2 separate regions of the Homo sapiens genome follow, and region 2 is linked to region 1. A link is an interaction called in ENCODE POLR2A ChIA-PET data of the cell type or tissue named here. Cell type or tissue: PC-9. All regions are shown on one strand. Links, peaks and the distances in the headings refer to the core of each region. The heading gives the core; the rest is flanking DNA. Region 1 has its middle 6.8 kb from the start of EPO. Region 2 holds the start of MUC12-AS1 (MUC12 antisense RNA 1).

Region 1 (6,094 bases), core at 1-4,000:
TGGGGTGGACACAGCTGGAGGAGGAGGAGCCTTTTGGGCTGTGGGACCTGCCCCTCCCCTCACACAGCTTCTCGGGGGTCCCTGCATCCTTGTCTGCAGTTGAAGAGGAGTGAGAGATGGGCCAGGGGCACCAGCCTCTAAATGCTGTAGCCTGCTGGATAGGAGTAGTGACTGCCTTGTCCCCTGGGGCTTCTGGAGAGAGAGCTGTGATTGCAGCTTGGGAGGGAGGAGAGGATCTTGGTCCACCCCATACCCAATCCGAAGCCATAGTAATTCTCTTTTTGAGATGGAGTCTCACTCTATTGCCCAGGCTGGAGTGCAGTGGTGCCATTATCTCAGCTCACTGCAACCTCCACCTCCCGGGTTCAAGCAATTCTCCTGCCTCAGCCTCCCGAGTAGCTGGAATTACAGGCATGTGCCACCACGCCCGGTAATTTTTGTATTTTCAGTAGAGATGGGGTTTCGCCATGTTGGCCAGGCTGGTCTCGAACTCCCAACCTCAAGTGATCCGCCCGCCTCGGCCTCCCAAAGTGCTGGGATTACAGGCGTGAGCCACCACACCCGGCTTGAAGCCATAGTAATTCTGCTAAGAGGGGAGAGGCTGGTTTGGAGCCCAGAGCCTCTTGGATACTGAGCAATGCAGGGTCCATTCATCTGTCCTTGAGGAACAGGAAGAAAACAAGAAGCTCCATGGGGCTCCCCGACCAATGCCCACCATCCCCCTGCCCAGTGCCCCCCACCCCCGTCATCTGCCTGCTCTTCATCTTCTAGCAGATGCTGACCCACAGGCCCAGGACCACTGCAGAGCATCTCCTCATTGACCCCTCCAGTTAATCCCTAACCCTGCTGCTCAATTAACTTTCCCACTGAACAGCCTCATTTGTGCTAATTCCCTGAGCAGGAACCTGTCACGGCTTCCTATTGCCTCAGAACTGAGACCCTCCAAGGTCTACCATTCACTTCATGTTCCAGGCTGTTCTCCCGCTTTGCTCACTCCCACTCCCTCCACCACAGGAGATGGTTTGTGCCTTCCTGCCCTTGGCTCATCCTGGATTACCCTCCCACACCATCTCCTCGTTTTCTTTAAAGCCCAAATCTGTGCATCGCCTCCTCCATGAAGCCTTTCTTGATCTCCCAGCAGGAAATCGTCTCCTTCCCTGGCACTGCCGTCATTTATGTACATGTCTTAGGCATCTCACTGGCAGGACCGCCATGGACAGCCGTCAAAGATGAGCACTGCCCAACTCCCAGGGGCATCCATAGAGACTCTGAAGGGAATGGTACCGTCTGGAGTCACGTAGTGCAGGTGCCCTAGTCATCGAAGAGAGCGAAGGGCTGCGTATGGAAGTTCTGATGCATTTTTCTGTCTACCAAGCGTCCAGCATGTCCCTTTTCTGTGGTAACCACCCAAGTGTGGATTGCATTATGTGGTCCCTCCACTACATGCTCAGAGAAGAACCCAACCTAGAGGGGGCACTGAGCCATCCCCCGGTCAACCCAGCTCCCTGGGATCCTGGGGCGTGTGAAGCTTCCATGCACTTCCTGAGCAGGCAGCCACTGAGGCAGGGTTTGAAAAGGGCCAGTTGTGACAGGAGGATGGCGGGTGTGGAGGCAGGCTCTGCTCCACGGATTCCTCCTGGCAGTGGATTCAGATTGGAAATCCAAGCAGAAGCAAATTTACAGCCCCCCGAGCTGTCCCAGACCCCCAGGCAGCACGGAGCCCCAGCTGCCTGGAGTCGGACTTGGGAAGGGGGGCCTCCTGGCTTCTCTTTCCCTCCTCATTTCCAAGCAGTGGCTTCTCAGCTCAGCTCGAGTTCAGCCAGAGGCCCAGAAGACCTTCTGTGCTGGGAGGGGAGGTGGCTGGGGACCTTGTTGGGTGGCCTTTGGGGAACTGTGAAGGAAGCAAGAATGCTGGAGGGCCAGGCACGGTAGCTCACGCCTGGAATCCCAGCACTTTAGGAGGCTAAGGAGGGAGGATCCCTTGAGCCCAGGAGTTTGAGACCAGTCTGGGCAACATAGGGAGACCCTGTCTCTACAGAAAATTTGTTAGGCATGCTGGCACATGCCTGTAGTCCCAGCTACTCGGGAGGCTGAGGTTGGAGGATTGCTTGAGCCCAGGAGTTGGAAGCTGCAGTTAGCTATGATCGCACCACTGCACTCCAGCCTGGGCGAAAGAACAACACCCTTTCTTAAAAAAAAAAAAAGATGCTGAAGAAGGGATTCCTGCTGGAGAACCAAAGGAAAATCCTTTGCCAAAGTCCTCAAAGGAAAATCCTTTACCGCACCTGGCCTACCAAAGTTTTATGAAGCCTATTCCTGACTGATCCTTTGTTCTCTAAGTAAGGTGATCAAGGAGTTAGTTATCAAACTGATGAGGGGCCGGGTGAGGTGGCTCACACCTATAATTTCAGCACTTTGGAAAGCTAAGGTGATCATTTGAGGCCAGGAGTTCAAGACCAGCCGGGGCAACACAGTGAGACCCTGGCTCTATAAAAAATAAAGAAGTTATTTTTTATAGAGTTATATTTTTTATATAAAAAATAAAGAAGTTAGCCAGGCATGGCGGCACATGCCTGGTGTCACAGCTACTTGGGAGGCTGAGGAAGGATGATCATTTGAACCTAGGAGGTCGAGGTTGCAGTGAGCTATGATCATGCCACTGCACTCGAGCCTGGGGAACTGAGCAAGACCCATCTCTAAATAAGTAAAAATAAAACTGATGAGATACCTCAAGAAGTTATTTTATTGCCCGTTCCACTAACTAATAAATATCTGATGAATGAATGGGTCAGTGGATACATGGATGATGCAGAGGAGAATGGCTTGCTGTCTCCTCTATAACAAGCCTCTGCTCCCTTAAGAAAAGGCAACCGTCTTGTCACTTGAAGAATGCAAACAGAGGGTGGACTTTCGCCTTCACAGGACCTGCTAGATTCCTTCCAACTCAGTCTATTAGTCTTGTTTGCTATTAGACAAATATACTTCCCTGAAAAGGGAAAAATTATTTGCTGGTTGATGAACTAAGACACGAGCAGAAGAGCTCACTTAGGCCGGGCACGGTGGCTCACGCCTGTAATCCCAGCACTTTGGGGGCTGAGACGGGCGGATCACGAGGTCAGGAGTTCAAGACCAGCCTGGCCAATATGGTGAAACCCCATCTCTGCTAAAAATACAAAAATTAGCTGGGCATGGTGGCGCACACCTATAGTCCCAGCTACTCAGGAGGCTGAGGCAGAAGAATCACTTGAACTCGAGAGGCGGAGGTTGCGGTGAGCCAAGATTGTGCCACTGGACTCCAGCCTGGGCGACAGAGCCAGACTCTGTCTCAAAAAAAAAAAAAAAGCAACTTTTATGATGAACTTTTGCTCATTACAAAAACAATACGTGACCAAAATTAGAAAACAGCGCTAAACTCAAACACATAAACTGAAAAACACCCATAATGTCATTAGGGTCTTGGGACCTTAAGTGGCCATTTTCACAGGCTTCCTTCTGGTAGGATGACCTTTGCCTCATCCCAAATCTCTGTGCAATTGGACATCTGTTTCCTAAGGAACTACAATTGACACGTTCTCGTCCAACCTCTCTAGTGGTTTGAGGGTTTGTGAAACACCATTTTTCCCTCAACTCCTGACCAAGCACCAGAAACTCACCTGGGACAAAGTGCTGGGCTTCTCTAGCAGGATCATCAGCCTGATCAAACCACTTAATATTTCAAGGTCCCGTCCCCTTCCCTGCTATGCGAGCCACAACTGAGTCTGGCTCAGTTGTTAGTTTCTACTAATAACTCAGACTTGAGAATTAAACGCACACAAAATTGCCTTCCTTCACTTCTCCCCATTCCTATTAAGAAGCCTAAAACCATTTCTTAGCAAAATGGCTTCATACTAAACAATACTAGCTCTTGGCCGGGCGCAGTGGCTCACGCCTGTAATCTCAGAACTTTGGGAGGCTGAGGCAGGCGGATCACCTGAGGTCACGAGTTCGAGACCAGCCTGGCAAACACGGAGAAACCCTGCCTCTACTAAAAATACAAAAAGTAGCCGGGCTTGGTGGAACGTGCCTGTAATCCCAGCTACTCAGGAGGCTGAGGCAGGAGAATCAGTTGAATCCAGGAGGCGGAGGTTGCAGTGAGCTGAGATCACGCCATTGCATTCCAGCCTGGGCAACAAGAGCACAACTCCGTCTCAAAACAAACAGATAAACAAACAAAGAAAACAATAGTAGCTCTTTTTTTTTTTTTTTTGCCTGTAGTCCTAACTACCTGGGAGGCTGAGGCAGGATTGCTTGAGCCTAGAAGTTTGAGGTTGCAGTGAGCTATGATTGTACCATTGCACTCCAGCCTAGGCTACAGAGTGAGACCCTGTCTCTAAAATAAATAAATAAATAAATAAAATGTAAAAAGGAGGGCAGGGCATTGCATTTGCACACACCTTCTGCCTCCATCTCCTCACCCCTCTCCCGTTTTTCAAGCTTTTTTCTTTTTGAGACTGAGTCTCCCTCTGTCACCCAGGCTGGAGTGCAATGGCACAATCTTGGTGCACTGCAACCTCCACCTCCCGGGTTCAAGCAGTTCTCCTGCCTCAGCCTCCTGAGTAGCTGGGATTACAGGCGCCTGCCACCACGCCCAGCTAATTTTGTATTTTCAGTAGAGACGGGGTTTCACCATGTTGGCCAGGCTGGTCTTGAACTCCTAACCTCAGGTGATCTGCCTGCCTGGGCCTCCCAAAGTGCTGGGATTACAAAGAGACGTGGCTCACTGTTTCTGGCCTCCCAAGCTTTGATGGAAGTCACTTTGGAGAGCCAGTAGAGGGAGGAGAACAGAGGCTGGAGCTAGCCTCCCTACGGTCGGGCCTGCAGGCAGGGTTCCCTGCCCCACCTGCCCTGCATGGACTCTAGTAGATGCAGGAGCCTGGTTCACGCCCCCCCACACACAAAAGAGTGAGCCCCAGGCCCCACTCTTCCTTCAGTGGCAATGTGGAGGTCTGTTTCTGCAGAACTGCCACTGAGGGAAGCCCCACTGGCAAGCAGTGAGAAAACATGGAGTAGAAACAACAAACAAATAGGCTGCAGGAGGGAACTGCCAAAACAAACCAGATGGGAAAGGCTGCCTGCCACCACCTCTGCTGGGCTCAGGCCCGGAGCACATACGTGCAGGGAGACACAGCTCCATCCAGCTTCCTGCCGGCTCCCCGCTCGGCTACTGGGGGGCTCCCGGGCAAGGAAGCCTTGCAGTCAGGCTGATGGAAAGGATGTGGCCTGATAGAAATGTCCGCAGCCAGCCAGGTACGGTGGCTCACGCCTGTTATCCCAGCACTTTGGGAGGCCGTAGGCGGGCAGATCACGAGGTCAGGAGATCGAGACCATCCTGGCCAACATGGTGAAACCCCGTCTTTACTAAAAATACAAAAATTAGCTGGGTGTGGTGGTGCGCACCTGTAATCCCAGCTACTCAGCTACTTGGGAGGCTGAGGCAGGAGAATCGCTTGAACCAGGGAGTCGGAGGTTGCAGTGAGCGAAGATCACGCCACTGCACTCCAGCCTGGCGATAGAGACTCTGTCTCAAAAAAAAAAAAAAAAAAAAGAAATGTCTGCAGCCTTGTCTCCCAGTACCTCTTGCTTTCTAGCCACCTCGAGTCCCTCCAGTCCCAGAACGTAGCTGCCTATTCATTAATCCCCTCCCTGCCCACTGTTTTTTGAGACAGGTTCTTGCTGTTTCACAAGCCCTCAGTCACGGCTTACTGCAGCCTCAACCTCTTGGGCTCAAGCAATCCTCCCACCTCAGCCTCCTGAGTAGCTGGACCACAGGTGCACACCGCCAAGCCCAGTTAATTTTTAAATTTTTGATAGAGACAAAGTCTTACTCTATTGCCCAGGCTGGTCTCAAACTCCTGAGCTCTAGCAATTTTCTCTCTTCGGCCTTCCAAAGTGCTGGGATTACAGGCATGGCCACCATTCCCAGCCAAATCCACCCATCTCCCCGCCCCACTGTGATCTCTCTGCCAAATATGCCATCTCCCTTCTTTTCTGCCTGGCAAACTCCTATACATCCTTCAACACCCAGATCAAAGGTGAGTGAAACCATTTTGGGTCC
Region 2 (8,260 bases), core at 240-4,239, 300 kb before region 1:
AGCTACTCAGGAGGCTGAGGCAGGAGAATCGCTTGAACCTGGGAGGCGGAGGTTGCAGAGAGCCAAGATCGTGCCTCCGTACTCCAGCCTGGGCAACAGAGCAAGACTCTGTCTCGGCAAAAATAAATAAATAAAATAACCCTTCTTATTGTCCTATGAGTATGCCCTGAAGACATGGCCATGCCTGGGCAGGGAGTTCTTGGGTTTGGTCTGTGGGTTCCGAGGTAAGCACAGCTCCCATGGCCATCTGGAGTGACCCTGCCTTGTGCAAGCTCAGCAGAGCCAAGTGCTCACTCCCTGGCCAACTGGGGTTGAATCTGAGGTCCTCTCCTGTCCCCAGAACCTGACATTAGGCTTTTCTGCCACAGGGACCTCAGCAGAGGCAGGCCTAGACCTGTCCTGACTGGAGCCGGGGAGGGGGCTCCCTGCAAAGACACAGGAAGGGGCCCAGAGCATTCGTTCCATGCCCCATTCAGCAGCCAGTCCTGGGAGAAATCCCATCCCAGGAGGGCTCTGACCCCTAACCTGACCCCAACTGCAGAAGGAGGAGAAGGAAACCTCTCACTTCTCATTCTGAGCTTTCAGATTTGCTTTTATTGGTAGGGAAATTCCAGAGTGGGGAGCCACCCAGGAGGAGACAGGGGTGCCGAGGCTTCTGGGAGTCTGGAAGCTCCCGGATGGAGAGGCTTACAGCCCCCAGCCTTCCCCAGCAGGAGCACAGGCAGGGGACTGGCCAAGTCTGTCAGCTCAGAGCAGGACCGGCTTCAGGGCCTGACTTCGGTCTCCTCTTGACCCGCCCCGGAGGCTTGTGGTGGGCTCTGTGTTTGCAGCTCTCCTGAACAGAGCTAGATGAGGGTGGGAGGCCCCCGTTGGCTCACACAGTGGATGCTACCATCTCCGGCCTCTGGATGTGGAGCTGGGGGACGGGAGAGAAGAGGTGAGGCCAAGGGGCAGACCCGGGAAAGGGGGAGCCCCAGGAGGAAGAGGGAGCCCTGGCGGGGAGGAGGGAACCCCAGGGGGAGGGAGGGAGTCCCAGGGGGAGGGAGGGAGTCCTAGGGAGAGGAGGGAGTGGCGGGGGAGGGGGGAGTCCCAGGGGAAGGGGTGGCCCCAGGGTGAGGAGGGAGTCCTGGGGGAGGAGGGAGTCCCAGGAGAAGGGAGGGAGTCCTAGGGGGAGAAGGGAGTCCCAGGGGTAGGGAGAGTGTCCCAGGGAGAGGGAGGGAGTCCTAAGGAGAGGAGGGAGTCCTGGGGGAGGAGGGAGTCCCGGGGGAAGGGAGGGAGTCCCGGGGGAAGGGAAGGGGTCCCAGGGGGAGGGAGGGAGTCCCAGGGGGAAGGGAAGGGGTCCCAGGGGGAGGGGAGGGAGTCCCAGGGGGAAGGGGAAGGGGTCCCAGGGGGAGGGAGGGAATCCAGGGGGGAAGGGAGGGGTCCCAGGGGGAGGGAGGGAGTCCCAGGGGGAAGGGAAGGGGTCCCAGGGGGAGGGAGGGAGTCCCAGGGGGAAGGGAAGGGGTCCCAGGGGGAGGGAGGGAGTCCCAGGGGGAAGGGAAGGGGTCCCAGGGGGAGGGAGGGAATCCCAGGGGGAAGGGAAGGGGTCCCAGGGGGAGGGAGGGAGTCCCAGGGGGAAGGGAAGGGGTCCCAGGGGGAGGGAGGGAGTCCCAGGGGGAAAGGAAGGGGTCCCAGGGGGAGGAAGGGAGTCCCAGGGGGAAGGGAAAGGGAAGGGGTCCCAGGGGGAAGGGAGGGAGTCCCAGGGGGAGAAGGGAGTCCCAGGGGGAGAAGGGAGTCCCGGGGGAAGAGGGAACCCCAGAGGAAGTGGAGCAGCCTCAGGGGGTGGGGGCAGCTCGCAGCTGAGTCACCTCTGTGCCAGAGTCAACAGTCTCCAGGGTGGGCCGGAAGTTGTTGTAGGCGTTCTCAAGGCCGAATCTGCTCTCCCTCAGATTCTGGTCTGTAGGGAGAGGCCGTGATGAGTGATGGGAGCCTTGGTAGGGGGAGGACTAGGGGGCAGAGGGGATTTCCTCTGGCAAAAGGAAGAGTCAGCCCGGCATCTGCCCTACGCCCTTTCCCACTGCCGACCACCCCTCCGACCCTGCATCACTGGGCTGCGGGTAAGTGCAGAGCCTGCCTGGGGAGCCGCCCGCTGGACCCCGGAACAGGAGGGAGCGGAGCAGAAGCCCCCCACATGCACGGGGTGGAAGCGGGGGCCACGGAGGAGCGTGCGTTCAGCCCTGGACTCAGGGGTGAGGTCAGAGTGGAGCGGGAGACAGGGCTGGCTCTGGGTCAGCAGGGCCGCCCTCCTTCATAGCAACGGTAACCATAGCAGGCAAAAAAGCTGCGTCTGGAATCTTCTTCCAGCATCCTCCCGGAGCACAGCGATCACTTACTTCCTGGTCCCGCAGAACCACTCACTCTCTGGACTCCGGGGCTCTCCCTGCACCTCTGACCCCTCTTTTCCTGCGTCCTCCTAGATCGGGGTCCTCATGCCCTACCTGTCCTTCTACGGGGGCTCCTGGGGGGGGGTTCTCCTTTCACCCTCCTCACTTCTCACTCTGCATTCTCCCCGATGAATGGACAAACCTCTATTCCAGTACGTGGTTCAGGCTGCAGACCCCTCCCGGAGATTCAGACAGGCACGAGCCTTGCAGCCTCCTCCTCAGCACCCACCAGCCCCCCAACTCAGTGTGCTCCACCGGCTGCTTCTCCCCCATCCTTCGGGGCCCAAGGGTCAGCTCGGACAATCCCGGAAATCCTCCCTCACTCCCTCTCCCTCTCCCACCCACTCAGCCTCATCTCCACCAGGCTGCGTCTCCTCTCCCTCCCCCCACCCCCTCAGCCTCACTTCCTCCACCTGGTCTCCCTGCTTTAGTGCTCCCTGAATGGCCTTTTGAGTAAAAAAAATTCAAAATGTGACCGGGCATGGTGGTTCACGCCTGTAATCCCAGCACTTTGGGAGGCCAAGGCGGGCGGATCACCTAAGGTCTGGAGTTCGAGACCAGCCTGGCCAACATGATGAAACCCTGTCTCTACAGTCTCTACTAAAAATACAAAAATTAGCCACGCGTGGTGGCATGCCTGTAATCACAGCTACTAGGGAGGCTGAGGGCAGGAGAATCGCTTGAACCTGGGAGACAGAAGTTGCAGTGAGCCAAGATTGTGCCACTGTACTCCAGCCTGGGTGACAGAGTGAGACTCTGTCTCACAAAAAAAGGTGGGCGGCCAAAGCCCCTCAACCCCCCACCCCATTCCCAAAGCCCTGCCAACCTCACGTCCCTCACTCTTTCTTTGTGAGATTGACCTGCCTTCCCTTCCCCGCCAAAAGCAAGCTCCTTCCCAACTGCAGGCGTTTCTCATGCAGTGCCCCCTGCCTGGGGTGCCCTTTCCCTTGTCCTCACTGGGATAAGGCCTCCCTGCTTACTGGGCTCCCACTGTGTTGAAGGAGGAAGCACACCTGCTTACTCACCTATTCAAGAGTCAGTCTCACCTGGGGGCTAATCTGACCCCCTATCCCCACCCAGGCTGGGTCAGGTCCACCCCTCTGCTCCCTCTGCCCTGGGAATGGCCCTATCACCCCGCTTAGCTGAGTGTGCACTGGATGCCCTCACTGAGTTGGTCTCTGGGGGCAAGATCTGGTTCTCAACCACTCCTGCACTCTTGCACACAGCAGGGGTGGTGTCTGGGTCCGGGGCTGCAGCGGCAGGTAGGGAACGGGCTGTCAGTCACAGCCACCCCAAAGGGGGGCTGGACCCCACGTCACCCCCACAGGCACAGGCACCGCCCTGCCTTTCTTCACCCTCCAGCTCTGCTCATCTCCTTGCCCTTAACTAGAGGTACCTTCCCAGATGGCCGTCTTCTGGAAGATGCCAGGGGTGCCTTCCTTTCGCCACTCTTGAGGCACATCATACTGTTCCCTGCAGACAGAAATGCCTTGAGCAGCTGTAGGCAAGGAGGCTGAGGAGGGACTTGGTGGACCCTGACCTTCAGCTTCCCTCGAGGGGACAGTCACAGCCACACCCCGAGTCAGAGATGGCAGCGATGATGGCAGAGAACAAAAAGTAGCATCACCATGGCTTCCCTTCTACCAAGGCAAGCACTGGCCAGGCCTCCTGGCTGCCCCTCACTCCCTTTAGTGGCCCTCAGTTTCCATATCCATGAGATGGGGGCGTAGGGTAGCTCCCTTCAGTTGCTGACTTCGGGTCAGGTACTGTGCCAGGGTTTCCCAGCAACCTTCACAGGTGCATCTTATCCCATTTTACAGCTGGGAAAAGTGAGACCCAGACGCTCCATCTCAGCTTCCCCATGTGGTGCTGTGCTCTGTGGTGGCCAAGGTGAGTGATAACTAACTACAGGGAATGTCATTACATAGTCTAATTTCCACACATAAGCTTCTGTTTCCATTCTCTGTGTTATGGTTTGAATGTGTCCCTTAGAGTTCATGTGTTGGAAATTTAATCCCCAAGGCAGCAATGCTGAGAGGTAGGACCTTGAAGACATGATTAGGTCATGAAGGTGCTGTCCTCATGAATAGATTAACATCATTATCTCAAAAGTGGGTGTGTAATAAAAGCGAGTTCAGACAGCCAGGGGTGACAGCTCACACCTGTAATCCCAACAACTTTGTAGGCTGAGGTGAGAGGACTGCTTGAGGCCAGGAGTTTCAGACCAGCCGGGGCAATATAGTGAGACCCTATTTCTACAACACATTTAATTTAATTTAATTTAATTTAATTTAATTTAATTTAATTTAAGGCCGGGCACGGTGGCTCACACCTGTAATCCCAGCACTTTGGGAAGCCAGGGTGGGTGGATCACTCAAGGTCAGGAGTTCAAGACCAGCCTGGCCAACATGGTGAAACCCCGTTTCTACTAAAAATACAAAAATTAGCCAGGCATGGTGGAATGCACTTGTAATCCCAGCTACTCGAGAGGCTGAGGCATGAGAATCACTTCAACCTGGGAGGCGGAGGTTGCAGTGAGCCGAGATCATGCCACTGCACTCCAGCCTGGGTGACAGCAAGACCCTGTCTCTTAAAGAAAAAAAAAAAGTGAGTTCAGCCCTCTCTTCCTCTCTGTCCATGTGCTGCAGACTGCCATGTTGCCATGCTGTGATGCAGCAAGAAAGTCCTCACCAGATGCAGCCCCTTGATCTTGGACTTCCCAGCCTCCAGAACTGTGAGCCAAATAAACTTCTATTGTTTATCAATTACCCAGTGGTGGTATTCTGTTATAATAGCACAAAATGGACTAAAACACTGCCAAATTGATGTATCCTACAGGAAGGCCGCCCTTTGCTGCACCCAGGGCTGGGAGGGTCTGGGCACCCCATCTGGCCTCAGCTGACCTCTCTGATTGCTGGCCTGGAAGGAGCAGAGCCTTAGGACATTCAGACAGTGGCCACCCCAGGATCTGTCCCCTCTGTGTGGGCCTGCGGTGCTGGCCTCACAAGCTCACCTGTGCCGTTTTCTCTGGGATAGGCTGAATAAGATGATTAGGATGATCAATGCGAGCAGCAGCACCGCCATCACAGCCCCCACGATCCCATACACGAGGCTCTTGGCGATGTTGAATTCACAGGTCTCTCCCCAGTACCAGTGTGTGTTCGTATTTGGGCACCTGGGGACACAGACAAGCTCACGCTGATCCCCTGGGATCCCTCACATCCAATATCCCAAGGGTTAACCCACTCTCCTAAGCACAGGAAACCAGATCTCCCTCACTCCAACGGCTGGAGCTCAGCCCCCAGAGAGCCTGGGTCCCTGACTTCCTCAGGCTGATGGGCACTGAGGGAGTTGGGGGGACCTGGAGACTGCAGATCAGGAATTCAAATGACTAGGGCTCAAGGGGACCTGAGAGTGTTGGGTGTCTCGTCCCAGACACGTACCATTCACCCACCTAATCTCTAAGCATCTGCTACCTAAATGGGCCTGTTATCATGGTTTTTCTTTTGCACCTTAATTTATGGTCTGTGGACTTAGTGCTGTGGCTGCAGCTAGAGGTAATCTTGACAGCATGGCAGAGATGACATAAGGGAAATTAACAATATAGACAGATATAGAGATTGAGATAGAGATACAAAGATAGAGATAGAGATAGAGATACAGACAAAGATAGAGATAGAGATAGATTTGGAAATTGACAGCATGAACTTTCTCAGGAAGGGATTGCCCAGCTTTGGGACCTCTATGTCTATAATCTACTCCTACTCCTCACTCTTGTGGGTGTGGGGGGTGGGAATGAGATTACAGGGGAGAGGTATGTCCAGGAGTGGGGAGGAGGCACCTCCCAAGCTCTACTCAATCCCCCAACCCTGTGGGTGACTGCTGGGGAGGGGGAGGGCCCTATCACCAGGACAGAGTGGGTGCTGGGCTTATGGGGACACTCACAGGCAGCGGGGGCCACTGCGTTGCAGCTGACATGTGCCCAGGTTACAGTTCATTTGCGACTTCGTTCCTTTGGTGCACTTGTTCACACAGGCCAGCTTCCCATCCAAGACATCCACATAGTAGAACTGGGTATATCCTTCGGCAGCCTTCTGGGTGCATTGCTCTGAGGGAGAGGGGCGGGCAGCATGCATGAGCCTGGCCAAAGCATCCCAGCCCCCACTCTTAGTGCCCACGCTCCACGTAGTCGCTTACCCTGGAAGTCAAAGCCCGGAGTCACCGATGAATCCACGAAAGTGTCCTCTTCACTATAGCACAGTATGGCCTCTGCCGAGAGTGGATGGGAAGGAAGATGGAATAGAAACACTTCCCTCTGCCTCCCTGGGGGTAGCCAGGCCTCTCTCTTCTATACCATGCCCTCCCCTGGGCCAATGCCCGTGGGAGTCTTTGCCCACCCTAGACATGCAGCTGGGCTTGTGAGGAGGCTCAAATGGGGATATGATAGCCTCAGCCTGGGACCGAGAGGGGGCTGTTGGGAGCAGCTTTGGGATCTGGGGAAGGCACCCTGGGCCTGGCTTCTGGGTTCCTGTGGCAGAAGTCTTGGGAGTACCAGAAGAAAGAAGACGTAGAGGAGGGAGAGGTCAAGGTCACGATCTCCAAGACACCCACAGGTGTCAAGGGGTTTTAGGTGAGCTTACTTCTGCAGGAATCAGGATCAAGAAGAGTTGTTCTAGTTTCATTCATAATCTTGGCCTTTACAATCTCTGCCAGGTTTTCAAACAGTTCCTCATACTCTAAAGTGTAGTCTGCCTCCAGGATGACATCGTTCTTGACCACGATGCTACCGTTGCTGGAAGTGGGAATCGTTTCATCAGTTACCCATGTCACCACCCAGCCAGCAAGTGGAGCCCAAGCACCCAGAGTGGTAATGGGAGATGAAGCTGCCATGTGACCCAGAGGTGAGAAAGAATACAGAGTCTTCCCTCCAGCAGCTAACCACCCAGACAGAGGGAGGAGAGCGAAACGATTCAAGATCTCACATATCAGTGATCATGATAAATGCCAATGAGTGAAATTCATCTCTCGCAAAATAGTGGCTCTTGGATGAACAAGTGGAGAAATTTGAATCCCTGTGTCCTGTTGATGCGAAAGTAAAATAGTGCAGCTGCTATGGAAAACAGTATGGAGCTCCTCAAAAAATTTAAAATAGAATTAATGCATGATCCAGCAATTCTACTTCTGGGTATATATACAAAATAACTGAAAGCAGGTCTTGAATTTATATTTGTACCCTTGTGTTTTTAGTAGCATTATTTACCATAGCCAAAAGGTGGAAGCAAACCAAGGGTCCATCAACAGACAAATGGAGAAACAAATGTGGTCTATTGTGGAATATTATTTAGCCTTAAAAAGGAAGTACAGGGCAGGAAGTGCGGTGGCTCATGCCTGTCATCCCAGCAATTTGGGAGGCCGAGGTGGGAGGACTGCTTGAGGCCAGGAGTTCAAGACCAGCCTGGGCAACATGATGAGACCCCATCTCTACAAAAAATACAAAAATTAGCCAGCCAAGTTAGTGCACGCTTGTAGTCCCAGCTACTCAGGACGCTACGTCAGGAGGATGGCTTGAGCCCAGGAGTTTGAGGCTGTGTTGAGCTATGATTGCACCACTGCACTTCAGGCAACAGAGCAAGACCCCATTTTTTAAAATTTAAAAAAGAAAGAAAAAGGTAAGTTTCTAACCTAGAAGCTACTCCTTCAATAGCCAATGATGCAGCTGGGGGGAGAGATCTTGAGACAAGGCAAGTCATCTGTCACTGTCATTTTGAAAGATAAGTCAGTAGTAGGACTCAGGAGGACTTGGACAAAAAAAATCCTGAGCCAAAATGGAAAGACCA

Evidence for each region. Peaks named below come from ENCODE experiments on the same cell type or tissue, not always from the same donor. Only the 100,000 strongest peaks of a DNase experiment are listed, where the experiment ranks them.
Region 2: POLR2A ChIA-PET joins it to region 1 with 6 read pairs; 3 of 35 experiments call an interaction of 5 or more read pairs at or near these places.

The regions. Positions count from the first base shown.
Region 1 is chr7:100,710,612-100,716,705 of GRCh38, reverse strand. No RefSeq gene overlaps it. Among named protein-coding and RNA genes, the nearest start is that of EPO, 6.8 kb to the left of the region's middle. In PC-9, for the core only: no CTCF peak of the experiment used is centred there; no DNase peak of the experiment used is centred there.
Region 2 is chr7:101,011,251-101,019,510 of GRCh38, reverse strand. It overlaps MUC12 (mucin 12, cell surface associated), which reads right to left. Exons shown (of 12, transcript NM_001164462.2): 6 at 7,064-7,215; 7 at 6,621-6,692; 8 at 6,369-6,531; 9 at 5,437-5,598; 10 at 3,820-3,896; 11 at 1,848-1,936; 12 at 575-916. The coding sequence ends at 875. It overlaps MUC12-AS1 (MUC12 antisense RNA 1), which reads left to right and starts at 1,903. Exons shown (of 3, transcript NR_120520.1): 1 at 1,903-2,096; 2 at 4,244-4,313; 3 at 5,072-5,191. RefSeq lists enhancers at 530-679, 1,870-2,019, 2,090-2,139, 3,572-4,240 and a silencer at 729-1,023. In PC-9, for the core only: no CTCF peak of the experiment used is centred there; DNase peaks (open chromatin) are centred at 1,850 and 2,330; H3K4me3 peaks cover 297 bases; H3K27me3 peaks cover 236 bases.